Regions from separate parts of the Mus musculus genome. Here region 2 is linked to region 1. Evidence: chromatin loops called from intact Hi-C (ENCODE). Cell type or tissue: heart. All regions are shown on one strand. Each heading gives the region's core, and the rest is flanking DNA. Links, peaks and the distances in the headings are about the cores only. Region 1 overlaps Aopep (aminopeptidase O). Region 2 overlaps Aopep (aminopeptidase O).

What was found. Hi-C counts contacts between places; a loop is a spot of excess contacts. Peaks named below come from ENCODE experiments on the same cell type or tissue, not always from the same donor. Only the 100,000 strongest peaks of a DNase experiment are listed, where the experiment ranks them.
Region 2: a loop joins it to region 1, with 2.2 times the contacts of the local background. A loop is called at or near these places in 7 of 42 quality-filtered maps.

What each region holds. Positions count from the first base shown.
Region 1 is chr13:63,045,724-63,048,525 of GRCm38, forward strand. The region is part of intron 3 of Aopep (aminopeptidase O); the gene reads left to right. Among named protein-coding and RNA genes, the nearest start is that of Gm46422, 48 kb to the right of the region's middle. In heart, for the core only: a CTCF peak has its summit at 1,066 (motif pointing right); a DNase peak (open chromatin) is centred at 1,158.
Region 2 is chr13:63,095,339-63,098,140 of GRCm38, forward strand. The region is part of intron 5 of Aopep (aminopeptidase O); the gene reads left to right. Among named protein-coding and RNA genes, the nearest start is that of Gm46422, 2.0 kb to the left of the region's middle. In heart, for the core only: a CTCF peak has its summit at 1,787; a DNase peak (open chromatin) is centred at 1,593.

The DNA.
Region 1 (2,802 bases), core at 44-2,543:
CCTGGATGTGGGTGCTGGCAACCAACCTTGGCACCTCCAAGAGCAGTGTGTGCTCTTAGCTTCTGAGCTGTCACTCCAGCCCCCTGGCTTTACTTTTATAAATCTAATTTGGCATATTCCTACTCCTCAAATTAATGATTTTTTTTTAGGATCTTTGTCTGGTTCCCCCCCCCCCCATTTTTCAATTGTAAAGAGCATAAACGTTATTTCACTTTGGGCAAAATGCTATTCTCTGTCTGGACTGTACAATATGTCAGCTCTCTGACATTCTCTTCCGTATGACTGGGAAATTCCAGGAAAAATGACTAAGGAGCAAGACTCTCCCAGACAAAAAGCCAGCTTCCCCCACCCTATTTTGATGGCTCAAAATAAATAGCAGTGTTGAGAATGCTCCACATTCTCTCCATGTGAGAAGGCAGTAAATTAAAAAGCTTTAGGGGTGGCTATGATCAAGTAAGTACTTTGCCCACAAAAAGGAAATGCAAGGTAGAGTGTCCTAGTTTTGGAAGTAGAACCTCGGTACTGCATGCAGATGCTATGAAGAAGTGGGGTGGGCGTGCCTTAGAGTATACTTCACAGTGAACGTATTCCTTGTTTCCAGTAGACAGCTGCCCTCACATTGTGAGGGTTGTGTTTGGCTTTTCTATTGCTCATGTGGACTCAGATGATGTCTTACACTTTCCAGGGCTTTCATTCTGTGATTTGCTGTTCACTAGCTTGCTTGCCTCCTTGCTCTGCTTAGTATATACACAGAGTATGTTAGGATTTTTTTTTCTCTCTCTCTCAGACCACAGTGCTTCTGCCAGCATGTTTTATTTGCCCATTCTCACTGGTGTAAAATTTTTCTTGGATTAGACATACATGAATGTTTGCATGCAAGGCATTAATGTTTGTCTTGTGACCAACCATCTGGAAAGGTGGTATTCAGCCCACTGATGTCCTTTGTGTTTCAGGGGAGCTACTCATCTTCATTATGGTCATGTCTATCTAGGAGATCTGGTAGACTGGTGCCAGTGTTCCTTTAGGGAAGCCTTGAAACCATGGGATGCTCACAATCTACACAGCCCCTCTCGCTTCAGCAGGTGGCGCTCTTTTACCTTTGAAGGTTATTCTCTCCTAGTCGTCTGTGTCCAGGGCTATACTTCCTGCAAAGAGAGAGACCTGAGACCTCTGTGTAGGGTGGCATTGGCCTGTGAAGCCATTGTCTGGCCTGGTAAGGGAAAGCTGATGGGCATTGGCCCACCTGATGCCAGTTTCAGCCCTCGAACAATAGTGAGGAAGACTGATGTGGACAAGGCTTTGCCAGAGGGGCCAAAAGCTCATAAAGTAGGTCATGTAATTGCAGTGTCTCAGTTGTAACAGAAAGAATGCTGGGGTTTGCTGAAGTACCTGGGGATGGAGAAGGATACCATGAGGGGAAGAACAATGAAATGAGGAGCCTGCATTCCTTCCAGTGTGTACATAGTGCTTACACATGTTCCTGTGGTGTTCATATTTATATAATGTGGTTATCATATACTCATAAATGCACGTATTCCTATACAGCTTGCATTTGTAATGACCTTCCCAAAGCATTACTGCCATATGGAGTAATTTGGGCAGGGAGCTCTGAAGAAGGGATTGTGGCTAGAGAAATAGTCTTAAGATAGGAACTACATTGGATCTGAGAAGAGAAACATGATATGTCACATAAGAGCACACTGACATCACTGAGGGCTTCACTCTGTTGGTCTACCCGACAGCAGAAAGCTTCCAAGGTTACATGAGTGCTTCCAGTAGGAAAACTTTGTATGCCCTTTTAAATTTTCAGAGAAAACAACAATTTCTTTTTAAAATCTCATGTATCTGGCTGGCCTTAAACTGGTTTTTGTTTATTGATTTTTATTCTTGTTGTTATTTTTTAAATTAAGACAAGATCTCATGGTGATCAAGCTAGCCTCAAGCTTGCTATGCAGTCAATCATGAACTTGAATTTGTGTCCTACCTTTACCTCCCAGGTGCTCACATTGCAAATGTGTCCCACCATATCTTGTCTAAGCCGTGCATGGGATTTAACCAATTTAATTTCCCTGTACGCAAGGCAAGGACTCTGCCAATTTAACAACAACCTTTTGCCACTAACTCTTTAAATATCAGGCATTCTTGCCTGTGCAGAAATAGCTGTGTGTGATGGTTGCTGCCTTTGGAGTTTTAGTGATATACCAGGTATACAGGACTTGACTACCCACATTAGTTTACTATTGCTAATTGATATGACCAAAATGTGTCTACAGGACTTTGATTTTCTAATTTTTTCATTTTATAAAAATGCCCGTCTCAAATATTTAAGATTTTCACAAGTGTAAGATACAAAGTCACACTCACATCCCCTTGGTATCCGGCTGTCACCCACCGAGCTGAGGCTGACTCCTTGTCATCTTTGCCTCTCCTCACTTGTACCTTATTACCTCCTTATGAAGAGAGTCTCCAAAGCTGTTCTGAGGACAGTTTTCCAAGCAGTGAATGAAGCAGCACCTCAGGTGATGGTGTTAGCATTTCTAGGCTATGATGTACCTACTTTGAGAAGTGAATTCTAATTGTGGTGTATTTAGTGTGGTGGGCATCACACCCAGAGCTCTGTGCGTGCTGCCTGAGTACTCATAGTTGAGCTGCACCTAGAGCCAAACCCAACTTTTTAGATCATCTCTTTTGACTTGAAAATTAGTCCCTTTCAAGTCCTGTTATCCTTCCAAAAATCCAGTTATCTCTAAAGAAACTTTCAGTTCTGTTTTGAAGATGAAAATGTTTGAGTCTTATTGTAGC
Region 2 (2,802 bases), core at 253-2,752, 50 kb after region 1:
TTTAAAAAGGCTCTTAAAATGGAGCAGTTAACAATTTTCTGTTTAAAGGTTTGTAATTTGTTATGTTTCAGGATGCAAGAAAATAAAAGTACATGTTTTTTTTTAAATAAAAATTTGTGACCTTTAAAAATATGGAAAAGGTTATTTTTCAGTGGAAAATACAGTAAAATATCTGTTAAATCTATTTTTAAAGATATTGATACAGTTTTCTTGCTAAGCTTCCAGCCTCCCATTGGACAGCTAGGGATGCTGTGCTGCCTGTGATCTTCAAGATCTTTGTCACATGGAAATACAGCCAGTCCCGGTCACCGTGGCTGCTCCCCGCCCTACATGGTTGTAATCTCTGATCGCATGTATTTGGACACTAGGAATAAGTAGCCCAGGTTCAGAGCTGTAGTGGAGGTGCCCATGGGCCTAGGGCGCTTTCTCTCAGTCCTTGACTTTTGTCCTTCCTCCCTGGTCCCCATAGGAAGTAAGGAGGGGGATGCCTTTTATTCGGTGACATTTGTTACAGCAGATAACTGTCAGGGGTGTCTGAGGACACATTGAGATGGTGTCACACTTTATACAATTGGCTTAAAAGTTTTCTAAATAAATTCTTCTTTTTAAGACTGCACGCCTGGTGGATTCACCATCAGTCATTCTTTTTCAGTCTTAGGTCTTGGTTGATGCTCTGTGGTGTGAGAGATGCTGATAGTTGCATGGGAGAAGAAGATGAGGTGCCAGTGGCAGAGGTGGGGGGAGGTGAGACTGATGGTGTCACTAGTGGAGCTGGTGATAGCTGTGGCGTGGCAGTGGCACTGTCAACAGTGAAAGGAGGGTACTGGTAATGCTGGTGGTGCTGGTGACCATGTGAGCTGTAGATTTCTGTCTCCCTGTGCAGTGGCAGGATGGGGGAGTTGGTATTGTTTCTATAAACAGATATGCCCAGTGGAGCTTACAAGTGTTGCCTGCCAATATATGATGAAGCTGCTTCACAGGTGAATTGAGTGCATACAAGTTTTAGAGACAGGTCTCTATTTTAGATCCAGAGGACCATGGTGATCTGAATCTCTGAAATTCTGTTGTACAGACAGTGAGATCTGTCCAGGGCTCCTGCCAAAATGAAAGTGCCCTACATCTTAGGATCCATGTCCATGCCCTGCCTGTGTGATGCCAGAGTCTTTGGAAAAACTCTCTGAAATAGATGTTCCTTGTCTTGGTTTTGTAGACTAGGAAAGTGAACCTTGGTTGTTAAACTAGGACTTGAAAATCTAGACCTGGGAGATGACAAGCCCTTTTCTATTTCCTCCATCCTGACCACTAGATAGCACGTTTACGCCTTTGTAGGCTGTTTCTTGTCTTAGATGAGAGAGAGTATGGGAAGAAATGCAAAAGTGAATATTCCATATTTGGTTTTCTTCTCTCACTGTGAGGGCAGAACATGTCTTTTCTCCTATGTGTTTCCTTATGTGAGCAGTGGACTCAGATGACCCTTTAACGTTTATATGGGAACTGTTTGGAGGCTCTTCCCGAATGTGTCCAAGGCTGGAGCTGTGGAGTGATCTTTTCCTGACCTGACTGGTCTCTGGCCAAATAGGATATTGAGTAAGCCAAAAACCAGGCAGCAGCCAGCAAATCCAGATAGAGATAAATATTTACCCTCATCCCAGTGGGAATTCTGGGTTCTTAGGATCAAAGATCTACTCTGTGTGTGTCTGTTTCTATGCCTTGGATAGGAAGGCGACCTGGAGCATAGTACAGTCTCTGGTACCCAGGCTCTTTAGCCCTTGGACAAATTCCCTAGTGGTGCTTTAAAAAAACTCCCATGTATAAAAATATAAGTTGCATTTCTTAAAATAAAAGAAACAGACGTAGAATTGAAGAGGGAAGATATAAGCAAAGACATGGCAAAGAATTTGCAGAAACAGAAAGCAAGGGGGAGAGAGAGACAGAGGCAGAGACAGAGACAGAGACAGAGACAGACAGCGAGAGAGGATGTACACAGATACAGTGAGGCTGAGTTCCGGGAAGGCAGAAGGTGATGCGTGTGTGTGTGTGTGTGTGTGTGTGTGTGTGTGTGTCTGTCTGTCTGTCTGTCTGTCTGTCTGTCTGTCCTGTGCCGCTATGCCTTTACTTTAGTAGTGCTCCAGAAGCACAAAGGTTTTTATTTTTGACTGAATCTGATTTACTTTTTTGACTTGCTTGTATCGTGTCAGCAATTCCATGGTCTAATCTGAGAACACAAAGGTTTTGCTCATGTTTTCCTCAAAGAGTTTCACAGTTTCCGCTGGGAATCGATTCTGTGCTTGGTGTGAGGTAAGGCCACTCTGCATGTGGAAAATGGCTTGTCTCGGATTTTTATTCCTTAATTCCACAAGTATGTATGGTGAGCACGCTCTGTGCCAGCTATTGTGCACTGCCAACAGAGTGCCCATCGGTGCCAGAACGGCCCAGAAACCAAGAAGGGAAAAACACTGAGAAACTGGGGAGTAAAGGATTTTTTAAAAAAATATTAGACATTTGGGAAGAGATTGTTAAAGTGTAATATAAGGAAACTATAAGAATATTCCAAAAGTATTGCATTTAAAAAGGCAAACATTATCATATGCCCGATATCATTGTTAGTATGTGTTTCTTATACCACTAACATACACATTGCTGCTTAATGTATCGACAGATAGGCAGGCCTGGTTGCTCCCTTCAGATTACTGCCAACTATCTGAATATTACTTATTTATTTGCACACTCATAATTCCAACTCTTCTTTGGGCTAATTTTGAAATCTAAAGGCATGAGGCCCTTGTCTCAGCACATACCAGA